2 separate regions of the Homo sapiens genome follow, and region 1 is linked to region 2. The links are chromatin loops, found by intact Hi-C in ENCODE. Cell type or tissue: endothelial cell of umbilical vein. All regions are shown on one strand. Links, peaks and the distances in the headings refer to the core of each region. The heading gives the core; the rest is flanking DNA.

Region 1 (12,060 bases), core at 1,299-9,298, 1.4 Mb after region 2:
TTCAACATAGTGTTGGAACTTCTGGCCAGGGCAATCAGGCAGGAGAAGGAAATAAAGGGTATTCAATTAGGAAAAGAGGAAGTCAAATTGCCCTGTTTACAGATGACATGACTGTATATCTAGAAAACCCCATCGTCTCAGCCCAAAATCTCCTTAAGCTGATAAGCAACTTCAGCAAAGCCTCAGGATACAAAATCAATGTGCAAAAATCACGAGCATTCTTATACACCCATAACAGACAAACAGAGATCCAAATCATGAGTGAACACCCATTCACAATTGCTTCAAAGAGAATAAAATACCTAGGAATCCAACTTACAAGGGATGCAAAGGACCTCTTCAAGGAGAACTACAAACCACTGCTCCAGGAAATAAAAGAGGCTACCAACAAATGAAAGAACATTCCATGCTCATGGGTAGGAAGAATCAATATTGTGAAAATGGCCATACTGCCCAAGGTAATTTATAGATTCAATGCCATCCCCATCAAGCTGCCAATGACTTTCTTCACAGAATTGGAAAAAACTACCTTAAAGTTCATATGGAACCAAAAAAGAGCCTGCATTGCCAAGTCAATCCTAAGCCAAAAGAACAAAGCTGGAGGCATCAAGCTACCTGACTTCAAACTATACTACAAAGCTACAGTAACCAAAGCAGCATGGTACTGGTACCAAAACAGAGATATAGACCAATGGAACAGAATAGAGCCCTCAGAAATAATGCCACATATCTACAACTATCTGATCTTTGACAAACCTGACAAAAAGAAGAAATGGGGAAAGGATTCCCTATTTAATAAATGGTGCTGGGAAAACTGGCTAGCCATATGTAGAAAGCTGAAACTGGTTCCCTTCCTTACACCTTATACAGAAATTAATTCAAGATGGATTAAATGTCCAACCTAAAACCATAGAAACCCTAGAAAAAAACCTAGGCAATACCATTTCAGGACATAGGCATGGGCAAGGACTTCATGTCTAAAACACCAAAAGCAATGGCAACAAAAGCCAAAATTGACAAATGGGATCTAATTAAGCTAAAGAGCTTCTGCACAGCAAAAGAAACTACCATCAGAGTGAACACGCAACCTACAGAATGGGAGAAAATTTCTGCAATCTACTCATCTGACAAAGGGCTAATATCCAGAATCTACAAAGAACTCAAACAAATTTACAAGAAAAAAACAAACAACCCCATCAAAAAGTGGGTGAAGGATATGAACAGACACTTCTCAAAAGAAGACATTTATGCAGCCAAAAGACACATGAAAAAATGCTTATCATCACTGGCCATCAGAGAAATGCAAATCAAAATCGCAATGAAATACCATCTCACACCAGTTAGAATGGTGATCATTAAAAAGTCAGGAAACAACAGGTGCTGGAGAGGATGTGGAGAAATAAGAACACTTTTACATTGTTGGTGGGACTGTAAACTAGTTCAACCATTGTGGAAGTCAGTGTGGCCATTCCTCAGGGATCTAGAACTAGAAATACCATTTGACCCAGCCATCCCATTACTGGGCATATACCCGAAAGATTATAAATCATGCTGCTATAAAGATACACGCACACGTATGTTTATTGCAGCACTATTCACAATAGCAAAGACTTGGAACCAAGCCAAATGTCCAACAATGATAGACTGGATTAAGAAAATGTGGCACATATACACCATGGAATACTATGCAGCCATAAAAAATGATGAGTTCATGTCCTTTGTAGGGACATGGATGAAGCTGGAAACCATCATTCTCAGCAAACTATCGCAAGGACAAAAAACCAAACACCACATGTTCTCACTCATAGGTGGGAATTGAACAATGAGAACACATGGACACAGGAAGGGGAACATCACACACCAGGGCCTGTTGTAGGGGGGTGGGGGAGGGATAGCATTAGGAGATATACCTAATGTTAAATGACGAATTAATGGGTGCAGCACACCAACATGGCACATGTATACATATGTAACAAACCTGCACGTTGTGCACATGTACCCTAAAACTTATAATAATAAAAGAAAAAGAAATCTCATAGAAAGTAAAACAAAATGACAAAAAGGTGGGAAATAAGACAGCAAAAAATCAAGAAAATTGGAGGATTGATGGTCAAACATCAGGACAGCAAGGGTTCCAGGGAAGGAGGGGGTGGTGTGGAAAATGAGATCAGAGAACATGCAGGGAAACTATTATAAAAGAAATTATGCAAAAAATTTCTCAGAACTTAGAAAGAAGAATGTGTTTCTAAAATAGAAAGGACCTACCAGATGTCCTGCAAAATGCCCATCATTGTGAAATTTCATAACACTCACTGGGCTTCTGGAAAACAGTTCCTTCAAGGTTCTGAGGGAAATTCTGTTGAACACAGAATTCTATACTTAGCAAAATCATTAGTCAAGTGTGAGGGTAGAATATAGACAAGAAACAGGAAGTCATGTAATCCAAGAAGCCAGGGATAAAACACAGAAGTGAACCAAATTCCCAGGATGACGGTGAGGGGAGCCTCTGGGTAACAGCCAGGCTTCAGGGCCAGAGAAGGGTCAGAAATGATTGCAAGCAAGGTAGGAGGATTCCAAAAGGTTCATCTCAAAGGTGGCGGGCGGGGGCATTGGCGTTGGGGAGTGCAAGAGATTACTTGAACTTATAGAGGGGTGTTTTCAGCCTTCAGGAGTTTACAGATGGGCTATTCAAATAAACAGAAACAGTTCATAGCTCTAGGAAAAAACAAAGAACACTATAGGAAAAGGAGAGTAAATTTAAAAGTATGTAATTATAATTGTCGGGTCCTTCCAAGGAAACTGGTAAATCATTTTCTTATTTCTCACCCAAGTTTTAAACAAATTGGCAAATAAATCAGAAAATTTAGATGAAGGACAAAACCTCACCCTTATTTCCCTCTAGTGATAAAGGCTTCACTAGCTTCCACTATGTGAGATTAGAGTGAGAAGATGGCTGTCTGTTAGGAAGTGGACCCTCACCAGAACTCCAAATCTGCCAGTGCCTTGATCTTGGACTTCCCAACCTCTAGACCTGTGAGAAATAAATTTCTGTTGTCTATTAAAAAGAAAAAGGCCTATTTGGCTAATGTAGTTTAGGTATGAGAACCAAATGAGCCTTGAATCTCAGAATTAGGCAGATTCCCACTGCTCCCCAAACTCCCTGCCCAAGCCAAGACAAGGCTGGACTTTCCCTGCCTAGATGGAGCAGCAAGGAACACTCTCCCCTTGCTATTAAATAGCTTCCAGAGAGCAGAAGGAAAAAGGGGTGATCCAAATTCACTAACCAGATTAAGCCACTCTTCCTTCCCTAAAGAGAAGCAAATGAATTAATGAGTAAAGGCGCAGAGAGATCACAGAAATGTTTAGCAGAAATCCCACCTCATGGAAGAAAATATCATGAGTTCCCTCCTGACATTAATGATGCAAATATGAAGCGTGATCTCACTAGAAATTATAATATAGTAATGTAAGATAGGGCAGAGAATGCAGGCATGTACGATAGGGGTGGCATAAGTGTTAAATCCTCATCCTCAGAGCAGAAATTCAATAGATAGTTAAAATGGAAAATCCAGAAATGACAGTAACATATATTATTTGGCAATATGTAGCGAAGGAAATAGCTAAAAACAGCTATCTATAAGACTTGAGAATGGCAGCCTTTGGGGAAAAGGAGTCTGAGGTGGGAAGATGCGAAGCAGGGACCTCCTGCCCATTTCATATTAAAACCTATTTGTAGTGCTGTTGTGTTGTTGGACTTTGAAAACTTTGGATTAGATTGGATCATATAAAATTGCCAATATTTGCTTATTTGTGGCCTAAAAAATGGCAATTTCATATGGTTCATATAGTTCAGCCTAAAATTTTTACAAAGTGACTTTAAAAAAATGTTTTTAATGAAAGGAAAAGGAGCCCAGCCCTTGGGATACCTTCTCTGCTTCCTTTCTCTTTAGTCTAGTTTGTGTGCCTCCCTGAGGCACATTATCTCTACTAACGAACCCATACCTATCTGATGTTTCCATAGCATTGCAATCATTAGTGATCGTGTCTTCCCTCCACTAGTTGAGATTATGTTGAGGGGAGGCCCTGTTTATTATGCCAGGGTGCCCACCACAGCAGCAGGCACATAGTAGGCCGTCAGGATTTTCTGAATGAGTAAATGATGGCACAGTTACGAACCCTCACTGGGTGCTTGGATTGGTTGCTTCCTTTCCCAGGTGTTTATTATACAATAACCTTTTAAGACTTAGGGCTATTACCCTATTATCTTAGGATTTCACCCAGCATCTACACCAAGCTCACTAACTTGCAATGTGCAGAATATGCCTTATTCTGTCTCGCTCTCGCTCTCTCTTTTAGGAAAAGTTTCAAAAGAGAAACACATTTTCCCATTCCTGGATTTGCAGCCCCTTGCCATGGCTCACAGTGCAAGTTCTCTCATAGGCTGGGGTGTTCTGTATCTGCACCAGGAGGACTGACCTCCCAAAGGAACTCTGGAGGCCCAGTAATTGAGCAGCTCTGCTCTCAAGCTCCAGATCAGATGGCCTGAGGATAAATTGTGTGCCGCCTTCCTTTCCCCTTATTACAGGGAACGTAAACAAATACTTTCATCTCTCTCTCTCTGAGGTTCCTAATACCTAAATAAGATAGTGCCTAAAACCATAGTTACTGTATAGATTAAATGAGATAATATATGTAAAATATTGAATGTAGGAAGCATTCTAATGTGTAGCTGTTACTAGCTGACATGGCTTTTTTTCAGTCTGAACTTCCATTCCCTTTTATTAACATTTGTTCTATGCTTTCAATTCGAAAATCATTCTTTGTTGCAAAAAATGAAGATGAACAGAAGTAAAGGAGCGCATTTATATTATTGGTCAGCATGCAAGAATCTCTCCAAAGAAGCAGGCCCGTTCCCTACCCCCTCTTGTGGGGATTACTCTAAAAATAATTTTCTGAGTTTTGTTGCCCCGAGCATTTCTTACAAGCTCATGGAAATGAGAGGCTATATAATACTGTTCTCATAAGCCTTCCTCTTATCACTGGCCAAGCACTCCTTCCTGTTTCTTTTCTAAGTATTCGCTGGAAATCAGAGTTCAACAGAGAAAAACATGTGTAGCCGCCCTGGCTTCCCTAAGCACCCATTTAATTACTGCTTGTGTTAGGCCGTTCTTGCTTTGCTATAAAGGAACACAGGAGACTGGGTAATTTATAAAGAAAAGAGGTTTCATTGGCTCACAATTCTGCAGACTGTACAGGAAGCATGGCAGATGCTTGGCTTCTGAGGAGGCCTCAGGGACCTTACACTTATGGTAGAAGGCAAAGGAGGAGCCGACATATCACATGGTGAGAGCAGGGGCAAGAGAGAGAGAGTGGAAGGTGCCACACACTTTTTATTTATTTTATTATTTATTTATTGAGACAGTATCCCTCTGTCACCCAGGCTCACACTTTTAAACAACTGGATCTCATACGAACTCACTCATCACCAAGGGGATGGCACTAAGCAATTCATGAGGGATACACCCCCATGATTCAAACTCCTCCCACCAGGTCCCACCTCCAACACTGGGATTACATTTCAACCTGAGGTTTGGCAGGGACACAGATCCAAACCGTATCACTCCTTATTGGGTGTATTTGCAGTTGTGGAGTCAGAGCACTGTGGTTTTGAGAGCTCCCCATCCTTCACGCACACTCTTCCCTCTAAGTGCCCACTTTGCTCTGAATGCTAGAACCCAGGTCTATGCCTCACCAGTCCCATCTTTCTTCCCTGATATTACTGCCTTGGGAAGCCATGATCAATTCTCATAATGTTCTTCCCACTCATCACCCTCTCTTGGTTAGAATTAGATCTAAGCCAGGCCTGGTGGCTCACGCCTGTAATCCCAGCACTTTTGGAGGCCGAGGCAGGCGGATCACGAGGTCAGGAGATCGAGATCACCCTGGCTAACAAGGTGAAACCCCGTCTCTACTAAAAAATACAAAAAATTAGCTAGGTGTGGTGACATGCACCTATAGTCCCAGCTACTTGGGAGGCTGAGGCTGGAGAATCGCTTGAATCTGGGAGGCGGAGGTTGCAGTGAGCCGAGATCGCGCCACTGCACTCCAGCCTGGGCAACAGTGGGAGACTCCATCTCAAAAAAAAAAAAAAGAATTAGATCTAAAGCAGCAGTTCTGCTGGTTACTTTCTAAATAAGCAGGTAAACAGCAAATAATCAGAGAAAATCCTATTGTCCTGAAGGCGTCTGTGGGAACTTACAGTACAAATGAATAAACATCACTTCCCATGCAAAGGAGCAACGCTAATTATGAGGCTTTCTAACAATCTGTCAAGTCAGCCAGAGAGGTGTTCTGTTTGGCCCTGGATAACTTCTTGGTGACCTTTATATCATTATGTTTTGCCAAATGGCTACTTCATCTAAGTGAGGACCATCTTGGTGAGGAGAGGATATAAATGTCCGCATTACCTAACTGGAGAGAGTTGATGAATCCCTTCTCCTCTCTGAGCCCGTTTCTCATCTGTAACATGAGGGTGTTGAACTGGTTGGTCTCAAAGATCTCAGCCATTTGAAAGTTTTCGGATTTTAAGTATAAACAGAGGGTTTCTTTTGATATCTAGTGTCTGTGCTAGTGTTAAAACAAAGTAGTATATCAAAGAAGCATATTTGAGTTCAAATAAAATTTTTCTAGTCTTATGCAAAATGTAAACTTCCCATCTTTTTTCATGTTTTCTTTTACATCATCTTCATCACATTCTTTTTTGCAGTGGGAACGCCTATCAATTCTGTTTTTTAATCTATGTTCTATTTCCCCAGTAGATGGCACCCCATTACAACTTTCAATTACTTTCTGACTACAAATTCAGTGCAACCAGCCCAGAAAATCAATGCAGACTGAAGAGAATGTGGGAGTATTTGTTCATCAAAAACAGATAAATAAGCAAAAATTTACACTGGGCACCTAACATATGCATCTATTTTTTTAAAATTTAAACCTCTAATTTAAAATTTAAATTAAAATTTAGAAAAATCTAAATTAAATTTAAACATTTTTCTAGTTTAAATTTTAGAAAAATTGATGCATATTTTTGATGCATGCCTAATATAAAGTTTAGAAAATTTAAATTTAAATTAGGTTCTAAAATAAGGTATAAGAAAGTAATTAGAATGTTTTTATACAAACATGTCAGACTACCATGTGTTAGCCTGAGTGCTACCCCTCAAAATGACAAATGTTTGAGATTATGGATGATCAAGTTGATTCATTTACATTGCTATTTTTAAAAACATTTAGAAAACCATTTTCTGGAAAAAACTCCCAGGATCAATTTCTGGCTTATATGACAAAACCTGTCTCGATGCCTCCTTTCTGACAATTCCTCCTCTGTAGCATCCAATTCCTTGATAATCCTTACATTCAAGAAAATTTTTCCCTTCTTGGAAAGGCTATTTTCAAACATTCTATACTTAATGAAGTTTGGCCATCTACTTTTAAGTATTTTGGACAGAATACAACTCAGTGACTTATAACCATAGTTTCAGCCCACGTGTTCTGTCTCTGCTGGCTTCCTTTGCCACGATGAGTAGAACATGCCCCGTGTTACAGGTAAATTAATTCTGGTACACTGGTAAGCAAAGAAACCAGTAACTGAGATGGGAAAGGACCCTAGCATTGGGAATTATGAGCCCTAACAAATTTTAATTTACCTTCTGAGAAAAGTAAGAAGGTGAGCAAATATCTTGCCAGTCTCTCATGAAGAACTAGCCCCTGCTTCAAGCCTGGCAGTGAGTTAGGAACTCCAGTCCTACTTATACAGGGTCCAGGATTGGGCTTGCTGCCCTTAGCCCAGGTGCAGCATTCCTGGGAAAGAAGTACCCACCTGAGATCCTTGGAGCAAGAAAGAATCACCCTCCAATCTCTACGTGAATGCATTCTTATTCCCCTACTGGAAGGAAAGCCCTGCCCTGAACTGTTTCTCAGGTGAATCCACCCTTGTTCTTTAAATATTACCGGCACACCCTCCATCTACAGTGCACTGAGGGAATGAACAAACATGCAGCACCCAGCCCAAACAGTAGTCCCCATCTCAAATCTAATTAACCTGTCCATGACTGCTCTCATCTCCTCACATGTTGAGTTCCATGACCTTTATACCCCCACTCTTGAAATCTACCTCAAGCCCTGCTTACTATGGTGACCTTCCTTCCCCACTGACGCTAGATTCCATACGCTTCTGAGTTTGGGTACCCTGGCTTCTCCAGATAAGAGACGGGCCTCCGCAGCCCCTATCCCCACCTTTCCTAGCTCTCTGATCTCTGCTGGGAGAAAGGATTAACACTTGGTTCTGATCCCCTCATTTCTCACAGCTGACATCTTGAATGGTAGAGAACTTCAATGAGTTTGGCATTATACTCTAAAGCCACTATTAACCCTGAAGATCAGTTGCATGATCTTCTAGACTTCCAGGTACATGAGCAATTTAATTTCCTAGTTGCTTAATCCAGTTTGAATTGGGTCTTCAACTCCCTCTGGTGGTAGAATCCTCACCCACAGGCCACCACACAAAGCTAGAGCTCTGAAGTTTGGCTAGTTTACAGGCACAGCTTAGTGGCTTCCCAAGCACGTAAGAATATATAAGAATGCATGTTTTAATTGTGGGGGACCTATGCCATCTGACTCCCAGGTTGGGTTTCCCTGGGGAAGTCCTCACTTACTCTGAAAGACTTTAATCTTAACCTCTAATATGTTTTCTCCACAGACTGAAAATCCTCTATCATGAGAATTTGCCGAATACAATGACAATGACAATTCAGTCAATAGCCTATATTTCTATAGTACTATTTAAGTTTTTCTTTTTCCTAATACTTATTGAATATTTACTATGTGCTTGTCCCTATTCTAAGCACCTTTCTTATATTACCTTAATACTTAAAACAACTCTATGAGGTTGATAATTATTATCCCCATTCTTTAGAAGAAAAGATTGTCATATGGCATCTCATATGCTCCAAGCCAGAGAGAACAACAGATATTCATCTCTCAGATTCATCTACACAAGTTTGTGAATCAAATGAGCCTGTTGGGCCCATAGAGAGGAATCAGGGTGACTTCAGCGGCCCAGACATGTTTGTTATTTTTTTCAGGAGATAAAGCACCCAAGAGGATTGTTAGACCTGTCAGAAAAATATAACCCAGAATCACACAGAAATCTCAAATCTGAACTTTTAGGAGTTTAATTGGTAACACATGGTTAAGAGCCAGCTTCCAAACACACTTAAGATTACAGAAGAGAAAGGATCTAGAGATGTACGTGACATCTGAGATAGGCCAACTGCGATCTTGCAGTAGGGTGACCCACTGTCCCAGTTTGCCTATGATTGAGGGGTTTCCCAGGCCATAGGACTTTCAGTGCTAATGATAGGAAGGTATTCAGCCTTAGCCTTGACCCCACACCTAATCCACTCCCCAGTTATTTATCTGGGCAACATTGGCCTCTCCTATAAGGAGTCAGGCCTGAGATTTAGGAGATCTAGAACTTGGTACTAACTGTTCAGCCCCATGAGCCTCAGTTTTTGCAGATTAAAATAGGAGTAATCCCTGCCCTTAACCACCTCCTAGATATTTGGACTCCTCAAAACATTTTCATAAACCCATGAGGAAGACTGCTGTGATCCTAAGAACCTCTTTCTATACAACATTGCCCTTGACTGTGTTTAAAAATAGGCCCCATGGTTTCAAATTTTAAATTTTAAATATTTAATTTAAAATGTTTTAAATTTAATTTTAAAATTTAAAATTTAAAAACAAGGCCGGGCATGGTGGCTCACACCTGCAATCCCTGCATTTTGGGAGGCTGAGGTGGGTGGATCACCTGAGGTCAGCAGTTCGAAACCAGCCTGGCCAAAATGATGAAACCCCGTATCTACTGAAAATACAAAAAGGTAGCCGGGCGTGGTGGCAGGCACCTGTAATCCCAGCTACTCAGGAGGCTGAGCCAGGATAATCGCTTGAACCCAAGAGGCAGAGGTTGCAGTGAGCCGAGATCACGCCACTGCACTCCAGCCTGGGCAACAAGAACGAAACTCTGTCTTAAAAGAAAAAAAAAAAAAAGCCAGGCATGGTAGCTCACGCCTGTAATCCCAGCACTTTGGGAGGCCAAGGTGGGCAGATCATCTGAGGTCAGAAATTTGAGACCAGCCTAAACAACATGGTGAAACTCTGTCTCTACTAAAAATTCAAAAATTAGCTGGGCGTGGTGGTGCACACCTGTGATCCCAGCTACTTGGGAGGCTGACGCACGAAAATTGCTTGAACCCGAGAGATGGAGGTTGCAGGGAGCTGAAATTGCACCACTGCCCTCCGGCCCAGGTAACTGAATGAGATTCCATCTCAAAAAAAAAAAAAAAAAAAAGACAAAAAGCAGACAATGCTAACACAGACAAGCAAAGCAATTAGAAAGATTTAGATAAATAGTTTGAGCTATTTAAAAAAAAAAAGAAGAAGAAGAAGTACTTTTTAAAACTGCTTCCCAGACTTCAGTTGTATTCACAACTCTAGTCTAGACCCAACCAGTGCTACAGCATTAAGAAACCACACACACACACACACAAAAAAAAACCCATCATTTGGTATTTTTTTAAATGATGATGATTGGTACTCCAAGAGACACAGGTAGCGGAGACATCACTGTGTAAGAAATTGCGAAAGAAGTCCAGGCAATTCCAGTTTTCTAGTATCAGTAAAAACAATCCTCGTCTCTTGCTCAGCATTTTCCCCAGAAGCATCTGAGTCAGCCCTTTGGTCCTCCAGAGGTCTGGCTTTGTTCTGGTGCTCACATTCTGAGGTTCAGAGATAGGTATCCCAATGGGAAGGGTCTGCATTCAAGCAATGAGACAAGCTTTCTAAATAAACACTCTTTATACCCTCTGATGCCTCTTTCATTTCCTCTGCCTCCCAAATTTTCTCTCTAGGATAAAATGCATTCAATCTTTTTAAATAAAGAACATCTGCTTAACCCTGCCCAAAAGAAACTTCCACTGCCCTATTTATTTTAATAGCCATGTGATCTACCAATGAACACGAACAGCAGAAATTAAACAGAGGAAATCTCTCCCCAGTCATGCTTTATCCATTAAGCATGTGTGAATCTGTGATGATCTCGGCTTTCCTTGTGCACAATGACTAATTGAGTTTGAGACAGTGGCTGTCACAAGCTGAAAAAGGCATGATTTATGCTATGGAAATTTTTAGTTTCTGACATCTTCAGCTTTATAGGGAATAAAAGAAGTCATTACTGTATCAGGATTGTGACAACAGGCAGTTTCTAACAATGGAATTACCCGCCTACAGCTAGCCAGTCTATTAATTGAAAGCATCGAGTTTCTATCTTTGCTTTCACCTGCTGCTCCTGGGCAGATGATCCTGCAGATTTTCCATTTGCATTTATTTCAGCTGCACCATTTATTACATTCCCGTTTATCCTTCCCTGAGATCTTATTGACGCTGCCACTGGGAACCATGGCAATAAGTGATAGCTTCAGTGAAGAACCAGCTGCCAGACCTGGCCCACTGTTCAGATGATGTATGCCCCATCCTGGCCCCTCTCTGAAGCAGCTACTCAGGAACATCCTGGTTACCCACAGAGGAATCACATTTCCAGCCCATAACTTGATTACCATTGCTTTCACTTGAGACTGCAAAATGGCAGTAGGTGAATGAAAATTTCTGGCTGATGTGTGTGAACTGGGTGCGTAATATTGCCCTCTTGAAAAAATAAAACAAACACAGAAGGATAGAAGGACAGAGTTGGGGAGGTAAGACAGACTTAATTGTTTTAATAAACGCAGGGTGCACAAGTCAGAACTGAATCTATGTCAACCTGTAAGCCTTAAAAATAGCAATAACATTTAAATGCTGAATTCTGGTGACTACACATTTGCTTGACTGCTTTATCACAGGGATGATGTAATCAACCAGCAAGGTCTGAGACCCTGGCATGGATCACAATGCAGAGACATCTGCCTTTTTGTGACATTGCTTCCTTGGATCTTTTGCTTCCCC
Region 2 (12,060 bases), core at 2,378-10,377:
GGTCTGGAGGATGTTGGCCCTCCTCCTACAGTTCCACTAGGTAGTGCCCTAGTGGGGATTCTTTGTAGGGCCTCCAACCCTACACTTCTTCTTTATACTGCCCTAATAGAGGTTGTCTGTATGGGTCCCATCCCTGCAGCAGTCTTCTGCCTTGGCACCCAGGATTTCTCATACATCCTCTGAAATCTAGGCAAAGGGTGCTGAGCCTTCTTCACTTTTACACTCTATGTGCCTACAGGCTTTACACTCCATAAAAGCTTCCAAGATTTATGGCTTGCATCCTCCAGAATGGTGGCCCAAGCTGTTCCTTGGGCCCTTTGAGCTGAGGCTGGAGCCCACGTGGACACAATTTGAGAGGCAGCCTCCTGGAATGGTACAGGGCAGTGTTTCCCTGGGCCTGGGCCAGGAAACCATTCAGTCCTTCTAAAAGGCCTCAGGGCCTGTGATGCAAGAAGCTGGCTCAGAGACCTCTGAAATGCTTTCAAGCCCTTTTTCCTATTTTCTTTGCACTTGGTTCTTTTTTAATTATGCAAATCTCACTAGCAAGTGGTTTCTCCACAGCCTGCTTGAATCCTTCTCCAGAAAATGGGATTTTCTTTCCTACCACATAGCCAGGCTACAAATTTTTCAAACTTTTACCCTCTGCTTTTCTCTTTAAATATAACTTCCAAATTTAAGTAATTTCTTTGTCCCCACATCTGAGTGTAAGTTGTTAGAAGCAGCCAGGCCATGTCGTGAATGCTTTGGTGCTTAGAAATTTCTTCCACCAGATAACCTACACAAGTTCAAATTTCCAGATTCCTAAGGCATAAACATATCATACCCAAGTTCTTTGCTAAGGCATAAGAAGAGTGACCTTTGCTCCAGTCTCAAATAAGTTCTACATTTCTAACTGAGGCCTCATCAGCCTGAACTTCACTATTCATCTTGATAGACAAGCATCTGATCACAACCATTTAATCAGTCTATAAGAAACTCCACACTTTGCCTCATCTTCATGTTTCCTTCTGAGCCCCCTAAATTCTTCCAACCTTTGACCATTACCCAGTTACGAAGCTGCTTCCACTTTTTCAGATATATTTATAACAACACTCTACTCTTTGTACCAATTTTCTGTGTTAGGTTGTTATTATACTGCTATAAATAAATACCTGAGGCTGAGTAAATTTATAAGAAAAAGGAATATAATTGGTTCTGCAGCCTGTATGGGAAGCATGGCACTGGCATCTGCTTGGCTTCTGGAGAGGCCCCAGGAAGATTTTACTAATGGTGGAAGGTGAAACAGGAGCAGACACATCATATAGTTAAAGCAGGAACAAGAGAGATGGGAGAGGGCTTTTTGAACAACCAGATCTTCTGAGAACTCACTATTATGGCAACAACACCAAGCCATGCAGAATCTGTCCCCATGAGCCAAACAACTCCTATAAGGCCACACCTCCAACATTGGTGATTACATTTCAACATGAGATTTGGCTGGGGACAACTATCCAAACTACATTAATTATCCTGATACAAAAACCTGACAAAGGCACAACAAAAAAGAGAAAACTATAGGTAAATATCTCTGATGAATGTTGATGCAAAAATCTTCAACAAAATACAAATACACTGAATTCAACAACACATTAAAAAGATCATTCATCACGAACAAGCAGGATTTATCTTATGCATGCAAGGATGGTTTGACATATGCAAATAAATCATGTGATACATTATATCAATAGAATGAATGACAATACCATATAATCATTACAATTGATGCTGAAAAGCATTCAATAACATGCATCATCTTCTTGTGAGTAAAAAAGATCATACCAACCACAGTTGGTATCATACTGAATGGGGAAAAAGTAAAAGTCTTTCCTCTGAGATTTGGGATAAGACAGAATGCCCACTTTCACCACTGTCATTCAACATAGCACTGGAAGACATAGCTAGAGCAATTAAACAAAGAAAGAAATAAACAGCATTCAAATTGAAACAGAGGAAGTGAAATTATCCTCGTGTGTAGACATTATGATCTTATATTTAGAAAAATCTAAAGACTACACCAAAAATCTATTAGAACTGATAAATTCAGTAAAGTTGTAGGATACAAAATCAACACACAAAAATCAGTATCATTTCTATATGGCAATAGCAAACAATCTGAAAAATAAATCAAGAAAGTAATCCCATTTATGAATGAATAGCTACAAATAAAACAAAATAAATGCCTAGGAATAAAGTTAAAAATAAGTGAATGATCTCTTCAATGAAAACTATAAAACAATGTTGCAAAAAATTGAAGAGGACACCAAAAAAATGGAAAAAATATTTTATGTTTATGAATTAGAAGAATCAGTATTGTTAAAATGTCCATACTATCCAACACGATCTACAGATTCAATGCAGTTTCTATCAAAATACTGATATCATACTTCACGGAAATAGAATAAAACATTTTTAAATATGTATGGGAACACAAAAGACCCAGTATAGCCAAAGTCATCCTGAGGAAAAAGAACAAAACTAGAAAACTCACATTTCCTGATTTCAAATTACACAACAGTGTTATAGTAACCTACAGATTGCTAACGGCAAAGAAAACACAACAAAACAACAACAACAAAAGAAAAACAGTCACATGGACCAATAGGTAAGAACAGAGAACCCAAAAATAAATCCATAAATATACCATGAATTCATTTTTGACAATGGTGTCAAGAACATGCATTTGGAAAGGACAGTTTATTTAATACCTGATACTGAGAAAACTGGATATTTATATGGGAAGAATGAAACTATGTCTCTATCTCTTGCTATATTCAAAATTCAAATCACAATGGATTAAAGACTTAAATCTAAGACCTAAAACTATGAAACTACTAAAAGAAAACATTGAGGAAACTAGCCAGGACATTGGTCTGGGCAAATATTGCTTGAGTAATATCTCAAAACCACAGGCAACCAAAGCAAAAATGAACAAATGGGAGTTTGTCACATTGTGTTATAAAGCTTCTGCACAGCAACAGAAGCAATCAAAAGAGTGAAGAGGCAATCTACAGAATGAGAGGAAATATTTGCAAATTAACCATCTGATAAGGATTAATAACTAGAATATATAAGAAGCTCAAACAAATCAATTTAAAAAATCTAATAATTCAATTAAAAAATGGGCAAAAGATCTGAATAGACATTTCTCAAGACACACAAATGGCAAACAGGTGTGTGAAAACTAGGCACCATTATTTATCAGAGAAATGCAAATCAAAACTACAAGGAGAGATCATCTCACCCCAGTTAAAATGGCCTTTGACCAAAAGACAAATAACAAAAAATGCTGATGAGGAGGTGGAGAAAAAGGAACCCTGATATACTGTTGTTAGTGGGAATGTAAATTAGTACAACCACTGTGGAGAACTACCATATGATCCAGCAATCCCACTGCTAGGTATAAATTTAAAAGAAAGGAAATCAGTATATTGAAGAAATATCTGCACCCCCATGTTTATTGCAGAACTATTCACAGTAGCCAAGATTTGAAATCAACCTAAGTGTTTCTCAACAGATGAATGAATAAAGATATGGCACATATACAGAGTGAAATAGTATTCAGCTTTAAGAAAGCATGAAATCCTGTCATTTGCAACAACGTGGATGGAACTGGAGGACATTATATTAAGTGAAATAAGCCAGGAACAGAAAGACGAATTTCACAGGTTCTCACTTATAGATGCGAACTAACAATGAAAACAATTGAACTCATGAATAGCTAGAGTAGAATGATTGTTAACAGAGGCCAGCAAGGAAGGGTAGCAGGGAAGAGGAGAAAATATGGAGACAGTTAATGAGTGCAAAAACATTCTTAGATAGCATAAGATCTACTATTTGATAGCAGAACAGAACGAGGTGACTACAGTCAAAATTTTTTTTTGTATATGTTAAAATAACGAAGAGTGGAACTGAAATGTTCCTAACACAAAGAAATGACAAATGATGGTTAAACACTTGATAATGATAAATGATACCTCAATTACCCTGATGTGGTTATCGCATATTTTATGACTATATCAAAACATCACATGCATCCCAGAATATATATACCTACTATGTACTCATAAAATTAAAAATTAAAAAAATTAGAATATCCATCAAAGTATTAGGCAATATAACACTTTTGCCTCCAAAAATATTAATTTATTGATATTTGGTAATTTGCCTTATACCTCTTTTATAATATATTATTATTATGGTATAGATACTGTACTGCTCAATAAATATGAATAAATTTAAAACCCCCGTTTAACCCAAAGAAACAACTTTTAAAAACAGCACTCTTTAATACTTAGGAATACATTAGGCACCTGAAAAATTATGCCTGTACAAAGTGTGTGTTACTATGAATCCGGTCAAAGAGCAAGAAATACAGCTTAATGGATATAGCAGTGATTTCAGTGTCAGCCATTACTAGTGATATTTCCTATATATCATTGACTTTAAAGCAATTACAGAATTAAAATCTTCTGCAAAAACAAAAGTGCTTCTCCAAAAGGGTAACATTGCCTATTTGTCTATTTGACTATTTCTTTCCTTCTCTCCTTCCTTCCTTCCTTCCTTCCTTCCTTCCTTCCTTCCTTCCTTCCTTCTCTCTCTCTCTCTCTGTTTCTTTCTTTCTTTTGACAGGGTCTCTCACACTGTCACTCAGGCTTCAGTGCAGTGGTACCATCATAGCTCACTGCAAAGTCTAACTACTGGGCTCATGCAACCCTCCCACTTCAGCCTCCTAATAGCTAGAACTACAGGTGCACTCCACTGTGCCCAGCTAATTTTTTTATTTTTATTTTTGTAGAGACACTGTGTCACTTTGTTGGCCAGGCTCATCTCTATCTCTTGACTTCAAGTGATCCTCCTGCCTTGGCCTCTCAAAGTGCTAGGATTACAGGTGTGAGCCACCCTGCCCAGCCTACATTGCCTATTTTCTACCAGCTAGATCAATCTGATACTCTGGTCCACAGACATAATATAAATACAAATATCTATGTCTATTTGTAGCGAACTTTCTGAATTCTAGAAATTTCCTCTTCCTTACTTTCATAAAAAAAAATGTGGTCTTTTCTCTTTAGGATTCTATAATAGCAATTTCAAACATTTACCAAAAGCTTATTTTACTCAGGTCATCTTTTGACCTCACTCCAGAAAAGATAACCAGTCCAGTTACTCTTATGAATCTATCATTACTATTATAATACTTTTAACTTGTACAGTGCTTTGACGTTTTCAAAATGCTTTCATATATTTCAGTTTATTTATTCCATAATGGTTTATAGAGAGTTTAAAATGATTATTTTTTTCAGAATTACAGATGAGGAAATAAAAACTTAGCTAAATTAAATTAATTTTCCAAGAACAAACAGTTCAGGGAGATATTACATTTGGATAAAATCTGAGTCTTCTAATTCCAATTCTAGTGCTCTTTTCAGTAGATCCTGTTTATAAAACATAGCATTAAGCATATCAAGTCAAAATAAAATACTTTATAAAATCTAAATTTGCCTAATTAGAACTAAACAAATATACAAAAAAACAACTTCTATTTTAAAAGTCTAGGTTTATAGTATATGTATTTGCTACATATCCTGATAAATGGAGAATAAGCTATGTTTCTAATCTGCACTATTATTATCTCAGAGGTACTAGCCTTATGACCTTAGGTGGGTTAGACATTCCTTTTATCACAGATGCTTCTTCTAGTTCTATTACTGAGGATAATAATTTCTTAGAGTAGAGTTTGCCAAATAGTAGACACTCCATAATTGAGGGTGATGGCAGTTGTTACAACTATAATTCCCACTACTCTTATTCCATCTAAATCTGGGTGGTCTTTTAATGCAGGGAGCCAGCATTGTGCCATTTATTTCTTTGCCCTGGAATGTCAATAGGGCAGGGTGAAGGGTTAGTTGGAAGATGGCCCATTTACCAGGTTTCATTGACTCTCTTATCCAGGATACTTTTGTTGGCTTAGCTTATTTACTTAAATATTTAAATATTTTCTTTACTTTGCTATAAAATTAGAGTGATGTTAATATACAATGATGATAATTTAATAATTTGTAAATAATCTGTAGACTGCAAAGTGTCAAACATATTACAGTAACCCCTGCCTTCATCCATGGTGGATGTGTTCCAAGGCCTCCAGCAGATGCCTATAAGTGTGGATAGTACTGAACCCAATATATACTGTTTTTTTTCTTTTACATACACATCTATGATACAGTTTATACATTAGGCACAGTAAGAGATTAACAACAAGAACTAATAATAACATAGAATAATTATAACACTATACCATAATAAAAGTTATATGCATGTGGTCTCTCTCAAAATATCTTACTGTACTGTAACTAAAACTGCTAAAAGAAAAACTCTGGAAAAAGGGGGCCTATTATCTTGTTCCATATAGTAGGTTTAATTAATCATAATATGAGCTAAATAGTCACTATTCCTTTAAGGGTTCACGTCATTACTTTAATTCATAATCAATATATGTGTTAGACAAATACATTGGGAATCAAATGGAAAACAAATATAGGACAAATATTTACGATTGACAAACACTTTATATCGATATGGGAAGCAAATGTTAAAAGTAATCTGTTTCTATAATACACACAGGATACGTTTCTGCTAACCAGCCTCAGAATCTATAATTGTTTAACCTCCCACAAGGGTAAACTGATAACATTTCCTTTTATTCTGCACTGTATTTGGCTTTCAAATTAATAGTCACATTCTGTCTAGAATGTTACTGGCAGATAAACAGATGTCTGAAAGTGGCTGAGGACATTTCAGTTCCTATAAAATCCTCTTGATTTTCTGTGTCGATAGAATTCGACTTTACTTGCAGTTGCAGTTGAATTTTGACACAAAGGTACCCATGGTATTAATACCTTATAACCACTAGATGTCACTATTCTCAAAGCAATAAATTAGAATTGTGCTATGATGTAATCTAAAGAATACAACATTTGCAGTTTGCATGTCTCTCTCTCTCTCTCTCTGTCTCTCTCATTCTTTTCTCCTTTAAATTTGTGAATTTGGTTTAAAGATAAAATTAGATTCCTAAAAACCGTTCTGAAAGTAAAGCAGGTTGATATGCCCAAATATACACTTTATTCGTTGATACTGATTACTATCAAACTGAAATTTTCTGTATTGTAAGAAAAAATGATAAGAAAATACAGAATTAGGGCAAAAGAAATGGGGTTTTCCCAGGGGTTTTTAGCCTCTCCTAAATACCCATAATCCATTTGCAAAGAGAAGGACTGAGAGACAAAGGAAGTTGTGTTAGCATGAAAGAAAAACGTCATGTCACTTTTCTTTGTTTAGTAATTTAGAGAAAATGCATCCCCTGTATTTGTATAAATAACACAATTCACAGATATGATTCTACTCTGTGAGAGACCCAATTAATAGAACCAGTCAACATTACATGAGAACTCATAAAATGCTACCCTGAAGAAGTGGCAAAGAACTGTCTGTAGCAATTCCTTGGCTAGAAAAAATAACATTTTTCAATTACAATTTTCAAGGAAAAAAAGCTTGGAAAAGCATTATATATTTAAAATGGTTAATATATAATGAAAGGTATACTTTGTGTAATATTTATAATCCTATTTCTAATTTCTAATTCTCTATATTTTTCGAAGAACAAGTATACTTTCTTGTTTAAAAATAGATAAAATGCACAATATGCCATTAATACCACACACATCCTCCGTCCTTTCTCTGAATATCGATAGCTGATAACTCCAAATGCTGCATAATGGGGCTCTGGATCTGAGGAACTTACCATCCATTAACCTGTTAAGAAAATGAACGACCTATAATATCAGAAAAAAACATGAAACATGTTTTACTCACCTCACTTTTCTCTAGACTGTGCCTGTTTCTACTTTTACACCTAGGAGATATCTGGCAAACTGTATTCTATTAACCTGAAAGAGAAGCCCCTGGCAACAAACTTAGATGATTTATCAAAGACCCTACTTTTCAGTAAGAAAGAGAAACAGACATGAAGTAATATTAACAAAAAGCAATAAAGGATTCAGAGACATCATCTAGGTAATTAATAGAGCCACTGAATGGAGCTTACCAAGTATGGCAATGGCTGTAGCTTATTGAATAATTGAAGGTAGTAATTTTCTTCGAGTATATTAACAAAACAAATGTCTTTGAATAGCTATTCATTCATTCGTTGACTCATTTTTTCATTCAACAAATATTTACTGAGTGACTTACTAGTCCAGGTACTATTCTATCTACCTGATCAACAGCAGTTAATGAAAGAAAACAAAAATCTGTGCCCTCCGGGCATGTATGTTGCAGTAGAGAAAATGACAGGAAATAGTATAATTGTCTTGTTGTTCATTTTTTAATGAAATCTAAATTGTTATGATACTTTTAAGAAATGCACCTGATAATACCCAAATATTTATTCTTTAACCATCTTCAAATTCTGTAACTAGCATTTCTGTAAAACTTGCAACATACTAATATGAAATTATAACATATTTAATAGGTTTTTGTACTAAATAGCATTTTCCTATCCAACAGCAGTTATTTTCCATTTTGCTCAAGAGCTATACTATCACCAAAAAAGAGTATGTATATATTCAAAGGAGGATATATACATATCACACACATGATAGAAAAGCAAAACTATTTTATCTCTTCATGATTTTGTCATTGGTAAATTATCTAGAAACCTTTCTCTGTATCAATATATTTTGATATATACAGGGATGATTTCATATTGTTAGTGTGTTTTCAAAGTAGGCATATCATTTTTTCTCTTCTAAAGGATGTTATTAATATGCTAACATCAAAAGGATGTATGTTTTGTCCACTGAAATTGAGGGTTTGCTCTAATTAACAAATTTAGTGGCCTTTTCTCAGTTTTCTCCCCCTTGACATTTTATTATGGTGTTAGTGATGAATGCATTGTATCTTTATTAGTAACATATATCTTTAAATGTACTTACAAAATCAAGGCATAGATATAAAAATTGAAGAAGAGTATTTCTTAGAGGAAAGCAAGTATCCATGTCAAAGGAAATTTTCGAATACATATAGTCTACATGGATTTAATCACCATTTCTTACATAGAGATTAATGCAAAACTCAGTAAAAAGGATGATAATTCTGAGTCAATTTATAATTTTTCATTTATTAGTTTTTTTCTTTGTTGTTGTTGTTGTTGGTTTTTTTTTTTAGATGGAGTCTCTCTCTGTTGCCCAGGCTGGAGCACAGTCATGCGATCTCAGCTCACTACAATCTCTGCCTCCCAGGTTCAAGCAATTATTCTGCCTCAGCCTCCTCTAAGTAGCTGAGAATACAGGCTTGCGCCACCATGCCTGGCTAATTTTTGTATTTTTAGTAGAGACGGGGTTTGACTGTATTGGCCAGGCTGGTCGCGAACTCCTGACCTCGTGATCCACTCACCTCGGCCTCTCAAAGTGCTGGGATTACAAGCGTGAGCCACCGTGCCTGGCCCGTTTATTAGTTTTTAATCTTATATATTTGCTGCTGCCTTATTTGGTAAATAATATTTAACATTTTAGTTTCGAAATCCTTAGAAATAGCTAGGTTAATTTCTTTTGCTTTTCCTTTTTTCGTCATCTTTTTCTCCTCATATTCCAATAAACAATCACTTTTTCCAGAAGGCAGGTGAAGTTTATAGTCACTTCTCTGCTGCTGCTGAGATGGTGCCCATCCTTCTGATTTTTTGCCATTGGGATCTACATCCATAGCCACTTTCTTCTTTCCTTTTATTGCCTCTTCATTTCTTTTATTTGATAAACACTGGATTTCCTGGATTGAGCTTCTGTGTCTCTGTGTCTTAAACCCCGTCTTTCTTTTTTTTTTTTTGTCTATATTTTGGAATAGTTTCTCAACTTGAACTTATAAATTCCTAATGCTGTATTCCACTATAGCCATTTAATATTAAAATCAGTACTTTATCTTTTATAAATTAAAATTTTGATTTCTATATACTTTTTCCTGTTTTATGACTATTTCACATCATCTCTTCGATTTATGGGTGGACTCTTCTTTAATATATCTAGGAGAATATTAACTAGAGCTTCTTTTTACATGTTCTTCTACTGCCCACATTACCAAGTCCAGTAATTGTTTTCTTTCTTATTATGGCCTATTTTGCCTTTCCTCAAATGTTGGCAATTTTTTGTTTGGTTATTTGCGTTTATCGAGGAATGGCTGGCTGACTAGGTAGCTGGTGAGGGTTTTCTTTGCATTGGATAGGTTTCTTGACTATAGCTCCTCACCTATGAATATGAGGGCTAAGTGAGGTTTCTGGTAAATTCATATTTTTGTCATCAAGCAGGCTTTCCTCTAAGGTGAGGGGAAGGGATCTCTACATATGTTGTGTTTTTGGGTTTAGCAAATAAAAATGCAAGATGCCTAGTTAAGTGTGAATTTCAGATAAATAATAAATAATATTTTAGAATGAGTGTGTCCCATGTAATATTTTGGGAATATTTTAATTATTTTTGTATATCTGAAGTTCATACATCCTGGTTTTTTTGTTTTTGTATTTTATCTAGTAAACCTGTTATCAGGTCAATGTTTATGGAAGCTCAGCTATATCTTAGATTCTGCCTTTTGTCTTTCTACATTCCAGTTATCCATTTCATTTTACAGAGCTTCTTAGATAAATTGACCACAGTGATTAGTGAATGGGGTTGGGGACACCAGCCATATATGTATGCAATCTTATTCACCTAATTTACAACCCCTGAATGCTCTTCTGCTTTGAGCCACTCATGGGCACTTTTGCTCATAGTTACACTGTGAAGAACGGCACTCCCGTGATGCAGTTGTAATCTGTGCTTTGCTTAAGTTATCAATGAATCTGCATTCTATCTCCAGAAATTTTTCAAAACATCCGAACTGAAAATGGCATAGTTTTATATTTTTAGCACTGTTGTGCATCTATTTGTTTTGTTTTATAGTCTTTACCATGGGATCTTGGAGGGGAAGAAAGACTACATGGATGACAGGAGCCGTTGTCTTCCAATGTGTATCCACACCTCTCATTCGGAATTAATCATTCATCCTATGCTCAGAAAAATAGAGACTATTTGATAAATTATGTTAAAGATTTCATAAATTCTGAACTGCATTTCTTCCAGCTGCTACTATATTTCTTTGCTGCAGTTTACACTAAAACTCTTCACAATAATTTACATTTTTTTTTGTCTCCAAACCTCTCTATTCTATTGAAAACTCACTTGAGTCAGGCTTTCATCACAACCATTCTATCTTAAAACTGAAGAATAAGAGAACCATTTTCACAGTTTGTAGACTATCTCACTTCTCAGTGATAATGTTAGGCATTATTCAAACCTGTTTTGGCTTCAAATATAGTGTTAATTCAATAGCTAGGTGTATGACAAAAATAGTGAATATGGATCCCTGCTTCACAATTTTTCTCAAATACATTCAAGATGGATTAACTACATTAAAAAGTTTCACCTAAAAAACTACTAGAAGAAAACATTGCTAAATATTTAAAAAGTTTCGGGGCAAAGAAAATTAAACATAATACGAAAGACATCATTCATTGAGGAAAATAGTGATAGATTTAACAAAAATAATTTAACAAATTATTTAACAAAAATAATACTTTTGTGAATTGAGAGAGTGTAAAAGTAAACAAATAAAAATGTTAGATAAATATTTGCAAGAATTATTGATAAAAAATATGACACTCAATATGTAAGTAATCTCTTAAGAATCAATGGAAAAAAGACCCAATACCAAAATGGGCACAGGACGTAATCAGACATGCTAGAAAGGATGATGTGCTAAAGGCTGGTGAAAAGATCATTCTAAAATGCTCAGTCTAATTATAATTGGAGAAATGTAAATTAAACAGCAACTTGCTGCATTTTGTTGCCTATTAGGAGTACAATCTTTGAAGAATATCAGTTCTCTGGGAGAGAAGAAAGTAACAGCCTCTCTTATGCATGGCTGGCAGATATTTAAATTGACAAA

Evidence for each region. Peaks named below come from ENCODE experiments on the same cell type or tissue, not always from the same donor. Only the 100,000 strongest peaks of a DNase experiment are listed, where the experiment ranks them.
Region 1: a loop joins it to region 2, with 12 times the contacts of the local background. A loop is called at or near these places in 20 of 110 quality-filtered maps.

The regions. Positions count from the first base shown.
Region 1 is chr2:56,127,118-56,139,177 of GRCh38, reverse strand. The region is part of intron 5 of LOC105374690 (a long non-coding RNA gene); the gene reads right to left. Among named protein-coding and RNA genes, the nearest start is that of LINC01813, 43 kb to the right of the region's middle. In endothelial cell of umbilical vein, for the core only: CTCF peaks have their summits at 6,798 (motif pointing right) and 8,549 (motif pointing left); DNase peaks (open chromatin) are centred at 5,097, 6,827 and 8,537; H3K27ac peaks cover 931 bases.
Region 2 is chr2:57,511,831-57,523,890 of GRCh38, reverse strand. No RefSeq gene overlaps it. Among named protein-coding and RNA genes, the nearest start is that of VRK2, 530 kb to the left of the region's middle. In endothelial cell of umbilical vein, for the core only: a CTCF peak has its summit at 6,956 (motif pointing right); a DNase peak (open chromatin) is centred at 6,940; H3K27me3 peaks cover 140 bases.